Linked DNA regions of Homo sapiens: region 2 is linked to region 1. Evidence: read pairs that join two places in POLR2A ChIA-PET (ENCODE). Cell type or tissue: OCI-LY7. All regions are shown on one strand. Each heading gives the region's core, and the rest is flanking DNA. Links, peaks and the distances in the headings are about the cores only. Region 1 overlaps GGA3 (golgi associated, gamma adaptin ear containing, ARF binding protein 3). Region 2 overlaps ARMC7 (armadillo repeat containing 7).

Region 1 (4,000 bases), core at 1-4,000:
GGGTCAGACTGCACTATGCCTGAAAGGGGACATGGCAGCACGTGCACTCAGGCTGTGGTTGCCTTGTCACCCCTCCTCATACACCAAGGGCCACGTCCCTGTGATCAAGACCTGCAAAGGGTAGCAGGGTGGAGGGCAGGCTGCTACACCTTATCCCATCCAACTCCGACTCAGCCTTGCCTGGGGACAAATGCTGTTCTCTTCAGGAGGGACTCTGGGGATCCCAAACCTTCCCTTCTCTCCTTGCCTGGGCCAGCCTTCGAGGGCTGCCTGGAGGCTGCGGGCAGGCAGACACGTACCCTGTCTCTTCAGCATGTGGTAGGCGTCTTTGATCTTTGCTTCTTCTGGCAGGGCCATGGTCCAGCTGTACAGCAGCTCAATAACCTTGGTCTTCACTTTCTCAGACACCCTGTCCCCCAGGTACTACATGGCAAAAGAAAATGAGGACCTAGTAAGTGCAGTTCGGAGGCAGAGAAAGTGTAAGGCTCCCTCCACAGCAATGGCGTGGCTGCTCAGCAGCTATGGTCCTACTCAAAATCTGCAGGTGTCCAAGTGTGTGTGAGACAGCGTGGGGAGGGGAACGACTCCCTGTGGTGTGGCTGTGTCCATCTGGATACAGTCTGTGGATAGGCAGGGGGCCAGGAGGTCATCACCTCCTGTCCAGGAAGTGTCCTGTAAGTGTATTCATGACCTTACTCATCTGCACAGCAGCCACGTCAGTAGGGGTGGCGTCCCCATTTGCCGCCTGGGATCATCTAACTTGCCCAGGGTGTAAGGGCCGGATGGAAACCTGAGTCTGACACCAGAGACCATGCCCTCGGTGCTCACCCCTGCTCTCTGCCTTTCCTTACTACCTTGGGGACATCAAGACAGAGAGGCTTCCTTGTGACCCTGATGCCCATGTGGTGCAGGCCATGGTTGGGTGGATATTTTGAGTTCTGAGGAAAGTGCATTTTCACGCACAAGTTGCCAGAAACACAACTGCATTTTATCTTGGGGGTGTCCATGAGAATGTCTTTAGCATGGTAAAGTATTCCCTCTGCTTTAAGTGGGGGCCCAGAGCTGCGCCACACCAGCGTGCAACAGAACACGGCCAGCTGAGCATCGGAGCAATGACGGAGGCCAGCTCCCCGTATCCACGTGACACAGGCCAAGAAAACCCACAAAACCCACAACTGCCATGTGCCAGGTGCCTAGAGTCCCACACTACATGGGCCCTCACCCTGGACAAACACACAGCCACTACCACATCACCTGTCAGATTTGGGCTGAGGGCGCTTCAGAAAAAGCTGCCGGTCCCTGTGGCCTGTTTGGTCATCCCGTTACCTCCAGGGCCTAGCTCTCTAAGGACAAGACACAAATAATCTCAGCTCCCTGGAGATGTTGGATGGGCAGTGAAAGCCAGTATGATGGGAGATGGGAATGAACACAAAAGAAGTCCCTAAAAGCGAGGAATCTGCCGCTGACTGACCTTTGGAGAGACGACTTTGATTAACTCATTCAAAAAGCGGAACTTCCCCACTTCGTTATGAAATCTCCTCCCACAGTTCTTCATGCATGCCTCCAGCACCTGTAGCCGCACAGAGGAGAGGCGCTCAGTGAGGGCGTGCTCGGGGCTGGAACCTGGCACTGGCAAGATCCCTGGCACCCAGAGAGTACTGAATAAACACGCCCACAGGAAGGAGCTCATCACGAAAAGCAGTGTGCACTGCCCGGGGACAGTGTAATTAAGCAACGAGATCACTCACAGACCATGTCCCTCCAACTGCAAACCTCTGCTGGGGAAGCTGGGCAGGGACTAAAGCAAGAAACCCCGAGACCCCGACCCCAAGAAGGCCTGGATGCCAGTCCTGGAAGGTGCCTTCCTTAAAGATTCTGGCCTCGTGTTTTACAATGAGGGAGGTGAGGTCCAGGGACAAAGTTTCTCTGACTTGGTGTCCTGGGTTTTTTCCACAAGCTCACCAACAATTGTGCAGGGAATGGGAGGGATGTTTAAATCCTATTATCTGTGAGAAAGATGACAGGATATTTCTCCTCCCTCCGCTTATCTCCCTAACTCACGCTTTGGCTTTCCTGTGCTGCCTGTGGTCCCTGGCACTGCGGTTTCTAAGGGGGAGTGCACTGTCCAGGCTCTCTTTCTTGGCTTCTGCATTTTAAAGCAAGGTTTCTCAGGTGAGGCCTGGCTGACATTTTGGGCTGGTCATTCTTCGTTGTGGGGGGCCACTCTGCACTTTATAGGGTGTCGAACAGCATCCCTGGCCTCTGCCTACTTGATGCCAGGAGGACCCCCACCCCGATGTGTGACAACTAAAAATGTTTCCAGACACTGCCAAATGTTCCCTGGAGGGCCCTGTTGAGAATCACTGGGTTTTGTTACGTTTTTTTTTTGTTTTTTGACACAGAATCTCGCTATGTTGGTCAGGCTAGAGTGCAACGGTGTGATCACCACTCACTTTCGCCTCAACTTCCCAGGCTCAAGCCATCCTTCAACCTCAGCCTCCCGAGGAGCTGGGACCACAGGTGTGTGCCACCGTGCCTGGCTGATTTTTTTATTTTTTGTAGAGACAATGTCTCACTACGTTGCCTAGGCTGGTCTTGAATTCCCTTAAGCGATCCTCCCGGCCTAGGCCCCACAGGGTGCTGGGACTATAGGTACAAGCCACCGTGCCCTGCTGAGAATCACTGTTTTAAGGAATTCGTTCTACAGCAAATATGACTGAGGGGTGCATGTGAACCAGATGATATTTCCTCTTTTCGCTTTCCAGGACCTGAATGCAGTCAGGCTAGAGCCCCGGATTCCTCAGATCTCGGCTGCTCTTTGTTTTCGGAGCATGTGGAGGCACTGAGGGCCAGGCACCATTCCACACCTTAAATTCCCTCAGTCTGAACAGACACCAGGATCTGCCCTAGGGGCCTCAGCCATCAGTGCGACACCTTCGCTAGTGACTGGCATTGTTTAACTACAGAATGAACTGGACCGACCCCTCTTTTCTTCAGCTGGCCAGCTCTGAACTATCAACACAGCCCTGTCAGCATCTCTTCACCAAGCCTTCTCTTGCGCCACATGGGGCTCAGGGCCCTGACTCTGGGCTGCTTTCCTTAGCCCCTCTGCCTCACACACTAACCATGTGGCCATGCTGGCAGGGACGGCACTGCAGTCACCTCTGAGGCCTCAGGGCCTGGCACAATGCACACAGATTTGTGGAACAGCTGGCTGAACAGATTCGAGATCTATCTAGTCTGTATCAAGGACTTTCTGTTGGCTTTTGGCAGGAGCCCTAAGAACCGCTATGGGGACACGAGGAATGGCGTGGGCAGGTGAAGGGCTGCGGTTTCCACCTCCGGAGAGTGAAGGACCTACCGTCAGGGCCTGGAGCGCCTCCCATTCCTGTGGGGACTGGATCTTGTGGGCCAGCAGTCGGACGGCGATCTGTGGCCTGGGGGACAAGCAGAACACACTCCAGTGCACTAAGCCTGGGGCTACCTGGCTGGCCCTCCTTGGCCATGGTTGTTCCCCTTCCCAGTCCGCTCCCTCTCAGCTGCCCCCACAGTGCTGAGACTCACCCTTCCAGCTCCTTGTTGATCTGATCACAGAAGCCAATTATGTATTCCCAGTCCTCCTGGCGGTTGGAAGGATTGGTGGCTTTATCTTGCAACACAACAAAGAAGAGGACAAGTGTTAGGAAGAGCAATGAGGATGCAATGGAAGGTTTTCTTCGCAAGTTTTAAGCACTAAGAGTTTGCTTTCAACTTTACTCTCTAATAGAGAAGCCTCAGTAGAACAGTCAGTAGCAAGGAGACAGAAAAAAAAAAAATTCAGTCGGAGAGCAAATACAAATACTGCTTTCTGTCCAGTATTTTGAAAGTCACAAATAAAAGAGAAAACAAATTCTGTCTCATGAAGCTTAGAGTGGAATCAAGGTCAAAAGGACAAACACAAATAATTAAAATATTCCCAAAAAAATGCCTACATGAAACATGTAAAGATAATAAAGGGAAC
Region 2 (16,063 bases), core at 12,032-16,031, 120 kb before region 1:
GGACACAGCATGGGCAAAGGCCTTAAAACAGGAAGGAGCCAGACGGAAGGCTGATGTGGGAGGATCGTTGCAGTGAAGTGGAGAATGGCACAAAAAGAGTTTAGAGAGTTCAGTGGCACCAGAGCTTGCAGGAGTTTAGATCTAGGCCGTGGGAAATAGTTTGAAGCAAACAAAATTTTGAGAACAAACAAAAATTCCTTTTTCAAGCAATGCAGTGCCCACCTGTAGTCCCAGATACTCAAGAGGATCGCTTGAGCCCAGGAATTTGAGGCTGTCGTGTGCTGTGATTGCACGATTGCACCTGTGAATAGCCACTGCACTGCAGCCTGGCCAACACGCGCGTAGTCACCTGGCTGAAGTCTTGTCAGGCTTCTCCACTGTAAAATTACTCTTTCTTTCCCCTCTTTACGTATGATACCCATTGGAAGGAAGTCACTACATAAATTATCTTAAATCTCTCTTTTTATTCTCTTTTTCTTTTTTTTTTTTTTTTTTTTGAGATAGGGTCTCACTCTGTCACTTAGGCTGGAGTGCAGTGGTGTGATCATAGCTCACCATAAACTTGAACTCCTGGGCTCAAGCAGTCTTCCTGCCTTAGCCTCCCGAGTAGCTGTGACTACAGGTGTGCACCACCATGCCCAGCTAATTTTTTTTTTTTTTAATTTTTTGTTGTGACAGGATCTCACTGTGTTGCCCAGACTGGTCTCGAACTCCTGGCCCCAAGAAATAAATCCCTTGTAACCCTAAACAGACCCTCATTTCATAACACTGATTCTCGAAGGCCCCAACCAGGAATGCAAATGTTCCCCCTTCCGGTTTGTCTCATTGCCTCTTTGTGGTTTCTTTATCCCCTTTATTTCCTATAATCCAGAAATTGGGTTGAATGTCTTGATAGGATCAAATAACACATTTTTTATTTTATTTTATTTTATTTTATTTTATTTTTTGAGATGGAGTCTTGCTCTGTCGCCCAGGCTGGAATGCGGTGGTGCAATCTCAGCTCACTGCAACCTCTGCCTCCTGGGTTCAGACAGTTCTCCTGCTTCAGCCTCCCGGGTATGGGATTATAGGCGCCCGCCACCACGCCCGGCTAATTTTTGTGTTTTTAGTAGAGACGGGGTTTCACCGTGTTGGCCAGGCTGGTCTCAAACTCCTGACCTCAGGTGATCCGCCCGCCTCAGCCTCCCAAAGTGCTGGGGTTACAGTCGTGAGCCACCACACCTGGCCCAACTAACACATTTTTAAAAATACTTTTTATTTATTTATTTTTTTTTTTGAGATGGAGTCTTGCTCTGTCGCCCAGGCTGGAGTGCAGTGGCGCGATCTCGGCTCACTGCAAGCTCCGCCTCCCGGGTTCACGCCATTCTCCTGCCTCAGCCTCCCAAGTAGCTGGGATTACAGGCGCCCCCCCACCAGGCCCGGCTAATTTTTTGTACTTTTAGTAGAGACGGGGTTTCACCGTGTTAGCCAGGATGGGCTCAATCTCCTGACCTCGTGATCTGCCCGCCTCGGCCTCCCAAAGTGCTGGGATTACAGGCGTGAGCCACCGCGCCCGGCAAAAATACATTATGATAAGTGTGATTCAAATTTTTCAAAGACCATCCAGGTCTCCTCTAAAGAGGAGAGGAGATTCCTGGGGCCAGACTACAAATGAGGGTCTTCTCTCCATGAGGGGGCTCCAGCACATGTGTGTGCGGATTCACACCCCCACAGACAGCTGCCCCTTGGCCACTCCCTGGGTTTGGAAGTGCACACACCAACAGTGGCATTCACTCCTGGGAGTCAGGATCCAAGAGAGAGGCCCATGCAGCCGTGGGAGCAGGTTTAGGGCCTGGAGCTCCAGGTGCAGGGGAAGGACGGCTGTGGGCTTTGGGTGAGCTCCCTGGACTTACTGCCCCACAGAGGACCAGAGTGGGGCCTGCTAAAGCCAAGCCAGGGCAGGAGCCCCAGTTGCCCAGGTCCCCGAGTGATGCCAGCTCCTCTAGAAGATTATTATGCCAAACAAATATTCTAAAAAGTTGGTCTCTAAAACGTCCTCCGTCCCGTCCCTTTTCGTGCCTCTGCCCCCACAGCTGCTGCAGTCTGAACGGTGACGGTGGCCCCTGCAGAAGCATGTGGCTAAATCTCCACCAGGGGGCGATAGAGCTCCTCCAAATCAAGCTGCTGCCCCTGGAGAAAAATTGGCGGAAGTCACAGAGCAGTCCCCACCAAAAGTGTTTACCAAGTGGAGTCTTTCCTGCTGGCGTTTCCTCAGGGTCAGGAAGCAACTTTCCCAGGACAGGGGCACCCTGAGGTCCGGGTCCACTGAGCTATGGGGGCGGCGTGGGCCTGGGCTGGGTTCTTGCCATCCTGGGCAGCTTCCCGGCGTGGGTGACTGAGCCCGGGTCCTGGAGTCCGCGGTCCCAGCGTCTCCACTTCTCAGCTGATTCCTAGAAGCTGAGTCCCGTCCCTTCTCCGAGCGTGGTTTCCTCTCCCGCCTTGCCTGCGTCGCAAGCAGTTGTGGGAGCAGAAGTGTGTCTGTGCATCTGTGTCTCTGTGCAGGTATTTTAGAATTGTTAGGATCATTATCACCAGCTTTACTTTTCCCAACCATTTTTTTCCTCCTTTTTTTCTCTTCCTTCTTCTGCCACAGCAAGACCCCCCCGCCCCAAGCACAGTAGCTTTCTCAGCGTCGAATCCCTCCGTGGGACCATGTTGCAATGAAATTTCAACATGCAAATGAAATTTCTCGAAATTTCTCTTGTGTTTATTATGCATGACTGAGAAGGAGAGCCCCCGCGTATTTTCTTACTGCCGTCGTTTCCCTTTCTCTTAGTGTCTCTGCTTGGGGATCCCCGACAGGCACTTATTCTGCTGTTTCTGGAGAAGGCTCTGTGCTGCGCTTTGGAGCTTTGAGTCTTTTATCCGATGTGGCAGCCCTGAGATTGTGATCTCCCTGAGCCAGAGCCAGCCTTACTTCTGTCTGCATGGTTTGAGTGCTTAGGCCTTTTGGCCTAGGGAGGAGGAAAGAAGGGGAAGAAAAGGCAGGAGATCTTCACTTAATAGGTGTGGAGTCCTGGCCATGACTTGGTGCAACACCCCTGAGCAGGGTTGGTTCTGGAAGGACTGGCACAGTGGAGAGCTGAGTCAGATTGCCCATGGCTGTGGCTCGCAGAACCAAAACCAAGCTGGGTATGGTGGCTCACACCTGTAATCCCATTTGGGAGGCCGAGGGGGGTGGATCACTTGAGGTCAGGAGTTCGAGACCAGCCTGGCCAACATGGCAAAACCCCGTCTCTACTAAAAATACAAAAATTAGTTGGGTGTGGTGGCGCACACCTGTAGTCCCAGCTACTCGGAGGCTGAGGCAGAAGAGTTGCTTGAACCAGGAGACAGAGGTTGCAGTGAGCCAAGATCACGCCACTGCACTCCAGCCTGGGTGACAGAGCAAGACTCTGTCTCCATAAAAAAAAAAAGGAACCAAAACCATTGTCTGCTTGGTTGAGCAGGGTGGTTCATACCTGTAATCCCAGCATTCTGGGAGGCTGAAGCAAGAGGATTGCTTGAGCCCCCAGGAGGTCAAGAGCAGCCTGGGCAACATAGCAAAACCCTGTCCCTACAAAAACAAACAAAACAAGTATCTGCTTGTTGGCAGGCAGCACAGTGAGTTGGATGAGAGCTGGGCCCTGGGGTCAGGCAGGCATCTGGGTGTGGGCTCTCTCTCCTCCAATCATCTGTCAGATGGGGACAGTGCCAGTAGCTGCTTCACATCAGTTGAGAGAATTAAATGAAACACCACAGTGCTCTTTTAGGGTTAGTGTCTGCAGCCATAGATAGGATTCCCTTGGTTGCCATCCAAAGACAAATACCCAAAACCCTTTGAGGGTGAGCTGTCGCCCCTTGTCCCAGAGAGGTGAGGTGCGGGATGGGATAACGTCCTATCAAGGGAATCACTCATCTGCTCCAGGAATTCTTACCTTCTGGAAAAACATCACGGAATGACAGGAACACCGATCCTCAGCCTCCCAGAGGGTGCCCAGGCAATGTCAGGTGGGGAGAGCCTGGCTGCAGGCCCGGTGCTGTTGTGCCCCCATCACGGATGGCATTAGCTCACACTTGGGGAGCACCCACTGCATGCCAGGCGCTTGCATCTTGTGCATTGGACATAGTACTAAAGTAGATGTGCTTACACCGCCTTCTTTCCAATCAGGACTCTGAGGCTTAGAGAGGTTCTGTGGGCTGGCCAAAGGTTTAAAGAGTACCAGACCTAGGCCGGGCATGGTGGCTGACGCTTGTAATCCCAGCACTTTGGGAGGCCGAAGTGGGCAGATCACCGGAGGTCGGGAGTTCGAGACCAGCCTGACCAACATGGAGAAACCCCATCTCTACTAAAAATACAATTAGCTGGGTGCGGTGGCACGCGCCTGTAATCCCAGCTACTCAGGAGGCTGAGGCAGGAGAATCGCTTGAACCGAGGAGGTGGAGGTTGAGGTGAGCCAAGATCACGCCATTGCACTCCAGCCTGGGCAACAAGAGTGAAACTCCGTCTCAAAATAAATAAAGAGTACCAGACCTGAGACTTAAACCCAGAGCAGTCAGAGTCTACAAGCTAGTCCCTTGGCCCTTTTCCTGCCCTTAGAGGAGTTCCAATTCCTAGGATTGTGGAGCGAAAGCGAGAAAGGAGTTTACTCCAAATTGCTCATTTTATCAATAAGGAAGCTGCGGTGCAGACAGCTGCCCCTCGTCTGGCTGTCGCAGGCCAGGATGAGAATGCAGGCTTCCTTCCGTCTGTCCCTGCAGCCACCACACTCACAGGTACCCTTCCATGCTGGCTTTGCTGTGGCAGCTCTGAGTGAGGTCTGCTCTTTGGCCCAGCACTTCTGCCTCCTCTCTGAGGGCTGGAAGCTGGATGCTATCCAAACAAATGGATTCGCTCACCCTGCACACTAAGGCCAATTACTGACAAAAATCGCAGTGAGAAAGTGAGGCTTTGTTTTTGTTTTTGGTTTTGGTTTTTTTGAGACAGATTCTCACTCCGTTGCCCAGGTTGGAGTGCAATGGTGCAATCTCGTCTCACTGCAACCTCCGCCTACCTGGTTCAAGCAATTCTCCTGCCTCAGCCTCCTGAGTAGCTGGGATTACAAGCACCCGCCACCACACCCAGCTAATTTTTGTATGTTTAGTAGAGACGGGGTTTCGACATGTTGGCCAGGCTGATCTCGAACTCCTCACCTCAGGTGATCCGCCCGCCTCGGCCTCCCAAAGTGCTGGGATTACAGGCGTGAGCCACTGTGCCCAGCCAAAAGTGAGGCCTTTATTGTGGGGCGACAAGCAAGAAGAATCCGGCAGCTCATGCTTAAGACCCAAATTCCCAGATGGCTTATGGTTAAGGGTGTTCAAAGGCAGGAGGCAGAGGTTACAGACAAAGTTTTAAATCAACACCAGGAGGCTATATATTGGTTTGGCCTAAGAAGGCAGGATGTCTCCAAGGGATGGGGCACAGATCATAGGTGGCTTCAAAGATTTTCTGATTTGTGAGTGGTTAAGGAGGTGAAGCTTTGTCTACAAATTTGGCATCAGCAAAAAAGAATGTTAGCTATAACCTGTGGGCATGTCCTCCAGGCCCCTCAGGGAGTCTAAAGAGTGGTCAGAGTGTAGTTTTCAGTTCCCCTTATCTGAGGTCTCAGTGCCAGGGGAATTGTTTGTTGAGGGTCCAGATTTCTGAAAAGCAACTCAAGGACAGATATTAAGATGTTATCTTTAGGCCGGGTGTGGTGGCTCACACCTGTAATCCCAGCACTTTGGGAGGCTGAGGCGGGTGGATCACTTGAGCTCAGGAGTTCAAGACCAGCCTGGCCAACATGGTGAAACCCCGTCTCTACTAAAAATACAAAATCTAGCTGGGTGTGGTGGCAGGAGCCTGTAATCCCAGCTACTCTGGAAGCTGAGGCAGGAGAATCGCTTGAACCCAGGAGGCAGGCAGAGGTTACAGTGAGCCAAGATCGTGCCACTGCACTCCAGCATGGGCGACAAAGCAAGACTGTCTCAAAAAAAAAAAAAAAACAAAGTTATCTTTAGTTTCTATGGGGAAACCAGACATCCCCTGATTCTGACTTCCTTGGCTATTGTTTTAAGCTAACTATTACCTTCTTGCTTATCGAGTTGCTCACTTGCTTCTCAGGGCTAGCTAGGTGCCTGGAATTTCATGAAGGGACTCAAGATTTTCCTTTATTTCCATGCTTGGGGGCCTGCAGGCCCCTAGAGAAGCCCCTGCTCTCTCTCCATGTCAGCCAGGGCTTCAGTCTGGCCTCAAGTGTTCCCATCAGCGGTGGCAGTGGAACTACAGTGGCAGCAACCACTTGCCAACAGGGGCCTGGCCTCACTCACCGTCGTCTCTGTGTGGCGGTCTCTTTCTCCTGTGGCTTCCTCTCAGTTGCCCGCCGTCGGCACCGCCACAGCCATGAGGAAGGATCCGGCTACAGCGACCGCGGAGAACACGCACGGGTTTTCAAGTCTCTGGCCTCTTTTGTGGCCTCTTGTGGATCTGCCCATTTAGAGCAATTGTAGAACTAGTTTATTGACCCTTTCTGTGCTTCTGGCTGCCTTTTCTGCCCAGGGTCCAGGGCTCCTGTTTGGGTGCTGTTGGGATAAAAGCTGCCTCTCCTGGATGCCCGCCCAGTGCACACCATGTGCTCGCCACACGCCCACCTGAACCAGCCTGTCCACAAGGCCTCTGAATCGGTCATGAACGGCAAGGCCGATGGTTCTAACCCCTTTGTACATATCGGGAACCCCCACCACCAAGTGAGGGCAAGTCCACTGCCTGGGGCTCCCGCTGTTAGTGATAACTGGAGCCAGGACTTCGCCCCTGTCATCCAGGATCCAAATTCTGTGCCCTGGGAACCCAGCTGGCACCAGGCTCAGACTCTAGTCCCTTGTTCTGGCCTCAAACTCCTGGGCTCAAGTGATCCTCCGACCCCAGCCTCCCAAAGTGCTAGGATTACAGGCATGAGCCACTGCACCCAGCCCCAGTGGCAGTTCCTCTATGACACTGGTACACTGGACTGTACACTGGTACACTGGTACACTGGACTGGTACACTGGACTATTCACAGGGGATTATTTGTTCTTGGGTTTTCCTTCAGTGTCTTGAAAATGGCTCCTTCAATTTCAAGTCTGAAGGACAGACAGTACATAGAGTAAGCTACCCTTTGTGTGAGAAGGCAGGGTGGAGATGAACACACCTCTGTGTATGCACTCACGCTGGCAAGACACAAAAGTGTAATAAGGAAATGGGTTAGTACGAGGCAGGGAACAAGGTAGAAGGGACCAGAATGGTGGTGAGACTTCTGAAAATACCCTGTGATACAGTTTTTTCTTTTTTTTTTTTTGAGACGGAGTTTCGCTCTGTCGCCCAGGCTGGAGTGCAGTGGCGCGATCTCGACTCACTGCAAGCTCCGCCTCCCGGGTTCACGCCATTCTCCTGCCTCAGCCTTCCCAGCAGCTGGGACTACAGGCACCCGCTACCACGCCCAGCTAATTTTTTTTGTATTTTTTTTTTTTTTTAGTAGAGACAGGGTTTCACCGTGTTAGCCAGGATGGTCTCGATTTCCTGACCTTGTGATCCGCCTGCCTCGGCCCTCTCAAAGTGCTAGGATTACAGGCGTGAGCCACCACGCCCAGCCTGCTGTGAAGACTTTGACCCTGGGCTGCTTCAGCTCAGCATGGGCGAGTCCCCAGATGTAGCTGTATTTTGAGCTGCCCTTGCCGAGGGCCTGCCCAGCCACCAGGTGCCAGGTGCCAGCTAAGCACTTGTCAGAAGCATCACCTCGTTTTGTTTTGTTTTTGAGATGGAGTCTCGCCCTGTTGACCAGGCTGGAGTGCAGTGGCATGATCTGGGCTCATTGCAACCTCCGCCTCCCAAGTTCAAGCCATTCTCCTGCCTCAGCCTCCCAAGTAGCTGGGACTACAGGTGAGTGCCACCATGCCCAGCTAATTTTTGTATTTTTAGTAGAGATGGAGTTTTGCCATGTTGGCCAGGGTGGTCTTGAACTCCTGACCTCAGGTGATCCACCCTCGGCCTCCCAAAGTGCTGGGATTACAGGCATGAGCCCCCACGCCCGGCCAGCATCACCTCATTTAATCCCTGGGACCATCCTTCAACCTTCCCTTCATGGTCCAGGTTGTCCCTCCCTGCACCAGTGCCCAACATGGCGTGTGAGCTGAGGTCACCCACCTGACCTCCCTGAGTCTCCGGCTTTCTCATCTTGCTTTCATGTGGGGTTTCCTCTTTTGCCTCTCCAGGGTTCTCGTGTAGAGTTCCTGTGTGTCCTGATGTCTGGAAGGCCCTGCCCTTGCTTCTTGTTTTCTCTCTGTCTTGTGCAGAGCATGTTCATCAGGAAGTCGGAACTTGTTCTCCTTTCTGTTTTATAACGATTTTTAAGACTGCAGTATGGTGGCTGGGCACGGTGGCTCAGGCCTGTAATCCCAGCACTTTGGGAGGCCGAGGCGGGCGGATCACGAGGTCAGGAGATCAAGACCATCCTGGCTAATACGGTGAAACCCCATCTCTACTAAAAATACAAAAAATTAGCTGGGCATGGTGGCGGGCACCTGTAGTCCCAGCTACTCAGGAGGCTGAGGCAGGAGAATCACTTGAACCTGGGAGGCGGAGATTGCAGTGAGCTGAGATCGCACCACTGCACTCCAGCCTGGGCGACAGAGCAAGACTCGGTCTCAAAAAAAAAAAAAAAAAAAAAGATTGCAGTATGATCAACAGAATAAAATGCACATATCTTAAGTGTCAGTTTGGTGAATTTTGAAATTCATTGAGCTATGTGTACATCCATGTAAGCAGCTCCTAAACCAAGACGTAGAAACTCCCTTCACACCCACGCTGGGTCAGTATCTCCCACTCCAAGGCAACCACTATTCTAACCTCTATCCTGTGGATTTGCTTTGCCTGTTCTTGAACTTCATACAAACAGAACCATGCAGGATCTACTCTCGTATCTGATTTCTTTCACTCAACATTATGTTTTTCAGATTCATCCAAATTATTGCAGTATCATCCATTCCTTTGGATGTGCCACAATTTGTTCATGCATCTGCCTGTAGACGGAGATTTGAATTGTTTCTAGTTTAGAAGCTTTATGAATGAAGCTGTTAGGATCATGTTCATACAAATATGTACTCATTTCTCTCACCTAGGAGTGGAGTTGCTCAGTCCTAGGGTAGATGTGCGTTTAACGTCATGAGAAGCTGCCAAATCACTTTCCACGTAGTTACACCAGGTTATGCTATATGCTCCACTTCCTTGCCAACACTTAGTATTGGCCTTTTTTTGTTTGTTTTTGAGATGGAGTCTCGCTCTGTCGCCTACGCTGGAGCACAGTTGGCACAATCTCGTCTTGCTGCAACCTCCGCCTCCTGGGTTCAAGCAATTCTCCCACCTCAGCCTCCGGAGTAGCTGAGGTTGCATGTGTAGGCCACCATGCCTAGCTAATTTTTGTATTTTTAGTAGAGACAGGTTTTCGCCATGTTGGCCAGGCTGGTCTGGAACTCCTGACCTCAAGTGATCCACCCTCCTCGGCCTCCCAAAGTGCTGGGATTACAGGTGTGAGCCACTGCACGCAGCAGCAGTGTTTTTTATTTTTGCTATTATGTTGAGTGTGTAGTGGCATGTTCTTGTGGTTATACTTTTTATTTCTCTGATACGTAATGAGCACAGTTCCATATGTTTTGGCCCTTTTGCAAAGAAGACTTTGTTTAAGTCTTTTTGCTCATTTTCAAAATTGGGTTGTTCATCTTTTATTGATATGCAGGAGTTCTTGATGTGTTCTGGATACCAGCGTTCTGTCAGATGGATAGTCAGTGAATGTTTTCTCCTTTTGCCTTTTTACTGTGTTAATGGTGTCGTTTGATGAGTTATTCTCCTATCTCAGTGAAATTCAGCTTTTAAAAAAGAATAACATCTGGCCAGGTGTGGTGGCTCACGCCTATAATCCCAGCACTTTGGGAGGGCGAGGCAGGTGGATCACAGGGTCAGGAGTTCAAGATAAGCCAGGCCAAGATGGTGAAACCCCATCTCTACTAAAAATACAAAAGGAAATTAGTCGGGCATGTTGACGGGCGCCTGTAATCCCAGCTACTCGGGAGGCTGAGGCAGAGAACCCCGGAGGTGGAGGATGCAGTGAGCCGAGATTGCGCCACTGCACTCCAGCCTGGGCGACAGAGCAAAACTCCGTCTCAAAACAAAAACAAAAAAGAATAATATCTTTTAAAATTATTATTATTATTATTTTTGACGGGGTTTCACTCTTGTTGCCCAGGCTGGAGTGCAGTGGAGTGATCTCGGCTCACCGCAACCTCCGCCTCCTGGGTTCAAGCGATTCTCCTGCCTCAGCTTCTCGAGTAGCTGGGACTACGGGCGTGTGCCACCACGCCCAGCTAATTTTTTGTATTTTTAGTAGAGATGGGGTTTCACCATGTTGGCAAGGCTAGTCTTGAACTCCTGACCTCAGGTGATCCTCCTGCCTCACCACCCAAAGTGCTGGGATTACAGGAGTGAGCCACTGTGCCTGGCCCTGGCTTTTTTAATTTTTAAAAGAATATCTGTAGAGATAACGTTTTCCTATTTATTAAACACCTGCTAATGCGAGGCTGCTGATAGAGAATGAGACAAGGCAGAGTCCCCATTCTCACGGAGTTTATAGTTTAGTGGAGCAACAGCCAATATTTTGACAAATAACTACTGTAATGTCAGTAAGTGTGAAGGAAAGAAGCAAAGCCTGGTGAGGGGGGCGTGGTGGGGGGGCAGGTTAGGTGCTCACAGAAAGCTCTTAGAGGAGGTGGCGTCTTAGCGGGCCTATCTTATTGTATGTACAATCTGGTGTCCTTCTTCCCTCCTTCATCTTAAATTACAGGCATTTTCTAACATGAATTATTCTTTGGACACTTTTTTTTTTTTTTTTTAATTTTTGAGGTGAAGTCTCACTCTGTCGCCCAAGCTGGATTGCAGTGGCACGATCTCAGCTCACTGCAACCTCCACCTCCTGAGTTCAAGCAATTCTCTTGCCTCAGCCTCCCAAGTAGCTGGGACTACAGGGACACACCATCAGGCCCAGCTAATTTTTTTTTTTTTTTTTTTTACTTAGTAGAGACGGGGTTTCACTATGTTGGCTAGGCTGATCTTGAACTCCTGACCTTGTGATCCACCCGCCTCGGCCTCCCAAAGTGCTGGGATGACAGGCATGAGCCACCACACCTGGCCTTTGAAGACTTTTTTTTTTTTTTTGAGACCGAGTTTCGCTCTGTCGCCCAGGCTAGAGTGCAGCAGTGCGATCTCTGCTCACTGCAAGCTCCACCTCCCGGGTTCAGGCCATTCTCCTGCCTCAGCCTCCTGAGTAGCTGGGACTACAGGTGCCCACCACCGTGCCCGGCTAATTTTTTGTATTTTTAGTAGAGAGGGAGTTTCACCGTGTTAGCCAGGACGGTCTTGATCTCCTAATTTTGTGATCCACCGCGCCCAGCCTGAAGACATTATTTTTAAGAACTGTAAATATTGCCAGACACAATGGCTCACGCCTTTCATCCCAGTACTTTGGGAGGCCAAGGCATGAGGTTAGGAGTTCGAGATTAGCCTGGCCAACATGGTGAAACCCCCATCTCTACTAAAAATACAAAATTAGCTGGGCGTGGTGGTGCATGCCTGTAATCCCAGCTACTTGGGAGGCTGAGGCAGGAGAATTGCTTGAACCCGGGAGGCGGAGGTTGCAGTGAGCCGAGATCGTGCTACTGCACTCCAGCGTGGGCGACAAGAGCGAGGCTCATACTCAAAAAAAAAAGTACTGTATACTGTTTCATCATATGCATGTACCATAATTTAGCCATCTGGCTATTACCAAGCATTCTAGGAAGCTCCCAGTTTCCACGTTGCTCTTTTTCCATGGCCCTTCTCAGTTCTTCAGGGCAGGTTCACACAGGTAGACCCAGGGAGAAGCTCAAAGCAGCTGTTGCTGTGGCCTCTTGTGGGTCCTCTGGCGCCATCTTGGCTCATCTTTCTGCTCCAGCTCAGACTTCCTGCCCTGAAACTCTGTGCCCTTTTCTTTTCTGGCCCTCACCGCCTTCTTCATCTCTAAGGGACACTACCCGCTAGGCAGAGGAGCTTCAGGAGTTCCCTGCCACTGCGGAGAGGGTCCAAGCAGCTGGTGAGCTCTGGCAGGCACCCGGTCCATCCTTGGAGACTCCTAGGCCTCTGTGTGGGGAGGGAGGGAGAGGGTGGCTCTCCTGAGGCCTCCTCCTGCCCCCACCCTCTGGTTTTCCGCAGTCTGGGTGGCAGTGCCCTGCCCAGGCGCACCTGGGTGTGGTGATGACTCAGCTGCCAGGCAGTGACTCAGGCTTCATCTTATCACACTTTACACAGAGAGAAATCCCATCACCCCACCCGCAGTCCAGTGTGCACAGGAAGGCCGCTCCCGTCAGCTCGGGAGACATGCCGCGGGTGTGTCTGAGCAGAAGAGTCCGACCACAGCACTTCCACTGCCCCTGCTCCAGACTGAGCCTGGCATCTGCCCAAGGCTGGATTCGTTGTCCTTACTGCTTCCAGAGGGCCCCGCCATTTCCCATGGGAGGGCCGCCATTTCCCATGGGAGGGCCGAGGGGCAGAAGGCTCCCATCTCTTTAGCGTTTTGGGCAGCTCACTCAGTCTCTCATAGCCTTGACTTCTCCCATGGAAATGGGGGTGATGTTAGCACTTGTTTCTAGGGTTCAGTCATGTGTCCAGTGCGTGCTCAGTGAAGTGTCCACGGTTCTAGGAACTTGAGCCCTGCCTTATAGCTCCTGGTGGAAGGGACAGAGCAAGGACAAAAGGCAGCCTACAGAATGCCACAGCCACGCTAGGGGCCACCCTGTGCTTTAGCAAGTGCTGAAGTGGGACTGGCAAGGGAGGCTCCAAGGGCCCCATGGGGAGAGGCGCTCAGTCAGGGCCTGCTTGCCCTCTGCTGCTGCTACTCTTTCTCAGGACTCCAGAGAGGCCAAAGAGCTCCTTCCCTCCCTCAGATGTGTCCTGCCTGTGAGCTGCAGCCCAGATCTAAGAACTACAGAAGTCCAGGGTGGGCAGGATGTCAGGGAGCCACACTGTCCAGCCCCCTGACCATCTGCGGTTCTTTGAACCCTTTCCCCCCCGGGTCAGTGCTTAAAGGATCAGGTGATGAAGGGCTGCCCTGACATGGTAGAGCACCTAGTCGGGTATCCCAGGAAGACGCCACTTGCAAGGAGAGCAGTGGAGGGCTTGTTACCAGCAAGAGGGTGTCAGTGTGTGACAACTGGGGGCTGAAAGGTCTCAGGGATGGACTGAGGTTGGAGACTGCAATGAGTGCCAGGGAGAGGGAAGAACAGACAGGACGGCTCAGGGGTAAGGAGCACACGGACATCTGGAATTTACTCCACATGCAGTGGGATCCTTTAATAATGTTCCCCCAGCTGGGCACGGTGGCTCACACCCGTAATCCTAGCACTTTGGGAGGCCAAGATGGGTGGATCACCTGAGGTCAAGAGTTTAAGACCAGCCTGGCTAACATGGCGAAACCCTGTCTCTACTAAAAATACAAAAAAAAAATTAGCCAGGTGTGGTGGCATGTACCTGTAATCCCAGCTACTTGGGAGGCTGAGGCAAGAGAATCACTTGAACCTGGTGGGGCGGAGGTTGCAGTGAGCCGAGATCGCGCCACTTCACTCCAGCCTGGGTGAAAGAGTGAAACTCCATCTCAAAAATAAAAAAGGTTCCCTCAAAGCAGGACCAGCCTGACCCAGGTGCTGCTTGGGAGCAGGCAGCAGAGTGAAACCTTGGCAGACTCCTGCCCCAGTCAGTGGAGGAGGGTCCTTGGCGGGGGCACCATGGGCACCTGTCCCTCTGGCTGGGGAAGATGTCTTAGTTGGGTTTCAGGTTCAGGTAAGTCTTCTCTTTGTTAGTTTCCAGAAAAACAGGGGAAGTGGGTAGAGCTGTGGCCTTCACTGATTGGTCACTCAGGACACTGGGCATGTTTTGCAAATGAGCTGAGAGGTGGCTTCCTCCACTGAGCAGGAACCAAAGGGAGGGGTACCGTGATGACAGGAAGCTCAGGATGCACAGGAAGTCATCTTCCCGCAGGGAGCAGCCAGTGCTGAGCAGAGTGACCTCCAAAACAAGGTAGCATCTGTCCCCAAGGCTAAGAGGTCATTACATTGAGGGGGCCTGACTTGAGGGAATGGGAGTGGGATTCCAGCCACATTACCTGAGCACGTGAGTTCTTTGATCCAGAACCACTGATCTGTCACTGTTGCCTTTTCTGTTTTCCCCCAGAATCCTAGTAACGGTGACATGGAAATAACATTAAAATGCTCTATTCTCTTAATTACACTATATCTGTCAAATGGTACACTCCTTACCATTAATCTACAATCACTGCATAGCCATGAATGTGAATTTATTGGCATGGAAAGATGTTCACAATACATTGTTTTTTTGTTTTTGTTTTTTTTTTTTGAGATGGAGTTTCACTCGTTTGCTCAGGCTGGAGTGCAATGGCGCAATCTCAGCTCATTGCAACCTCAGCCTCCTGGGTTCAAGCAACTCTCCTGCCTAAGCCTCCCTAGTAGCTGGGACTATAGGTGTGCTCAACCATGCCCCGCTAATCACAATATATTGGTAAATGAAAAAAGCTGGGCGGGGCACAGTGGCTCATGCCTGTAATCCCAGCACTTTGGGAGGCCGAGGCGGGTGGAACACCTGAGGTCAGGAGTTCGAGACCAGCCTGGCCAACATGGTGAAACCCCGTCTCTACTAAAAATACAAAAATTTAGCCGGGCATGGTGGCACATGCCGGTTATCCCAGCTACTTGGGAGGCTGAGGCAGGAGAATCACTTGAACCCGGGAGGCGGAGGTTGCAATGAGCCGCGATCATGCCACTGCACTCTAGCCTGGGCAACAGGGCAAAACTGTCTCAAAAAAAAAAAAAAAAAAAGCTGGCGTAAGCCATGCACAGTGGTGCATGCCTGGAGTCAGTCTTAACTCCCAGGGAGGCTGAGGCAGAAGGATGGCTTAAAGCCGGAAGTTCAAGACCAGACTGGACAACATAGGGAGATCCCACCCCATCTCAGAAAACTGACCAAGCAGCAAGCAGAGTATCCCATTTTTACTAAATACTTACATATATTCACATATTTCAAATTGTAGAATGAAAAACAAATGTTAGGTCAGCCGCCTAACATTGAGACGTAGTATTTGCTCTGTTGCCCAGGCTGGAATGCAGTGGTGCCATCTCGGCAACCTCCACCTACCGGGTTCAAGCTATTCTGCCTCAGCCTCCCAAGTAGCTGGGATTACAAGCATGTGCCACAGGCCCAGCTAATTTTTGTGTTTTTAGTAGAGACGGGGTTTCACCATGTTGGCCAGGCTGGTCTGGAACTCCTGACCTCAGGGTGATCCACCCACCTCGGCCTCCCAAAGTGCTGGGATTATAGGCGTGAGCCACCGCTCCCAGCCATTTGTTTGTTTTTGAGACAGGGTCTCACTCTGTCGCCCAGGCTGGAGTGCAGTGGTGCGTTCATGGCTTACTGCAGCTCCACTTCGTGGGCCCAAGCAGTCCTCCCACCTCAGCCTCTCAAGTAGCTGAGACTACAGGCGTGTACCATCATGCCTGGCTAATTGTGTGTGTTTTGGTAGCGACAGAGTTTTGCCATGTCGCCAAGGCTGGTCTCGAATTCCTGGGCTCAAGGGATCCTCCTGCCTTGGCCTGCCAAAGCACTGGAATTACAGGTGTGAGCCACTGTGCCCAGCCCATTCTAGTATTTTAACAGTTTTATTGCTATATGATGGACATAATAAACTGTACATATTTAAAGGGTACAATTTGATAAATTTTGGCATAAGTATATACCCATGAAACCATCATCTTATATTTTTATAACTTTTATAAACTGTTCTAAGGTGATGATACATTACAGGGTTTTAGTTTTTTATTTATTTATTTATTTCTGAGACAGAGTCTAGCTCTGTTGCCCAGGCTGGAGTGCAGTGATGCAATCTCGGCTCACTGCAACCTC

Evidence for each region. ChIA-PET counts read pairs that join two places held together with the same protein. Peaks named below come from ENCODE experiments on the same cell type or tissue, not always from the same donor. Only the 100,000 strongest peaks of a DNase experiment are listed, where the experiment ranks them.
Region 2: POLR2A ChIA-PET joins it to region 1 with 5 read pairs; 11 of 35 experiments call an interaction of 5 or more read pairs at or near these places.

Annotation. Positions count from the first base shown.
Region 1 is chr17:75,243,148-75,247,147 of GRCh38, forward strand. It overlaps GGA3 (golgi associated, gamma adaptin ear containing, ARF binding protein 3), which reads right to left. Exons shown (of 17, transcript NM_138619.4): 2 at 3,565-3,649; 3 at 3,362-3,437; 4 at 1,472-1,570; 5 at 300-423; 6 at 1-19. Among named protein-coding and RNA genes, the nearest start is that of GGA3, 16 kb to the right of the region's middle. In OCI-LY7, for the core only: no CTCF peak of the experiment used is centred there; DNase peaks (open chromatin) are centred at 1,214 and 1,574; H3K4me3 peaks cover 1,403 bases; H3K27ac peaks cover 2,741 bases.
Region 2 is chr17:75,112,097-75,128,159 of GRCh38, forward strand. The region is part of intron 2 of ARMC7 (armadillo repeat containing 7); the gene reads left to right. Among named protein-coding and RNA genes, the nearest start is that of ARMC7, 10 kb to the left of the region's middle. RefSeq lists enhancers at 1,844-2,383, 2,825-2,884, 2,925-2,974, 11,877-13,076. In OCI-LY7, for the core only: no CTCF peak of the experiment used is centred there; a DNase peak (open chromatin) is centred at 14,025; H3K27ac peaks cover 377 bases.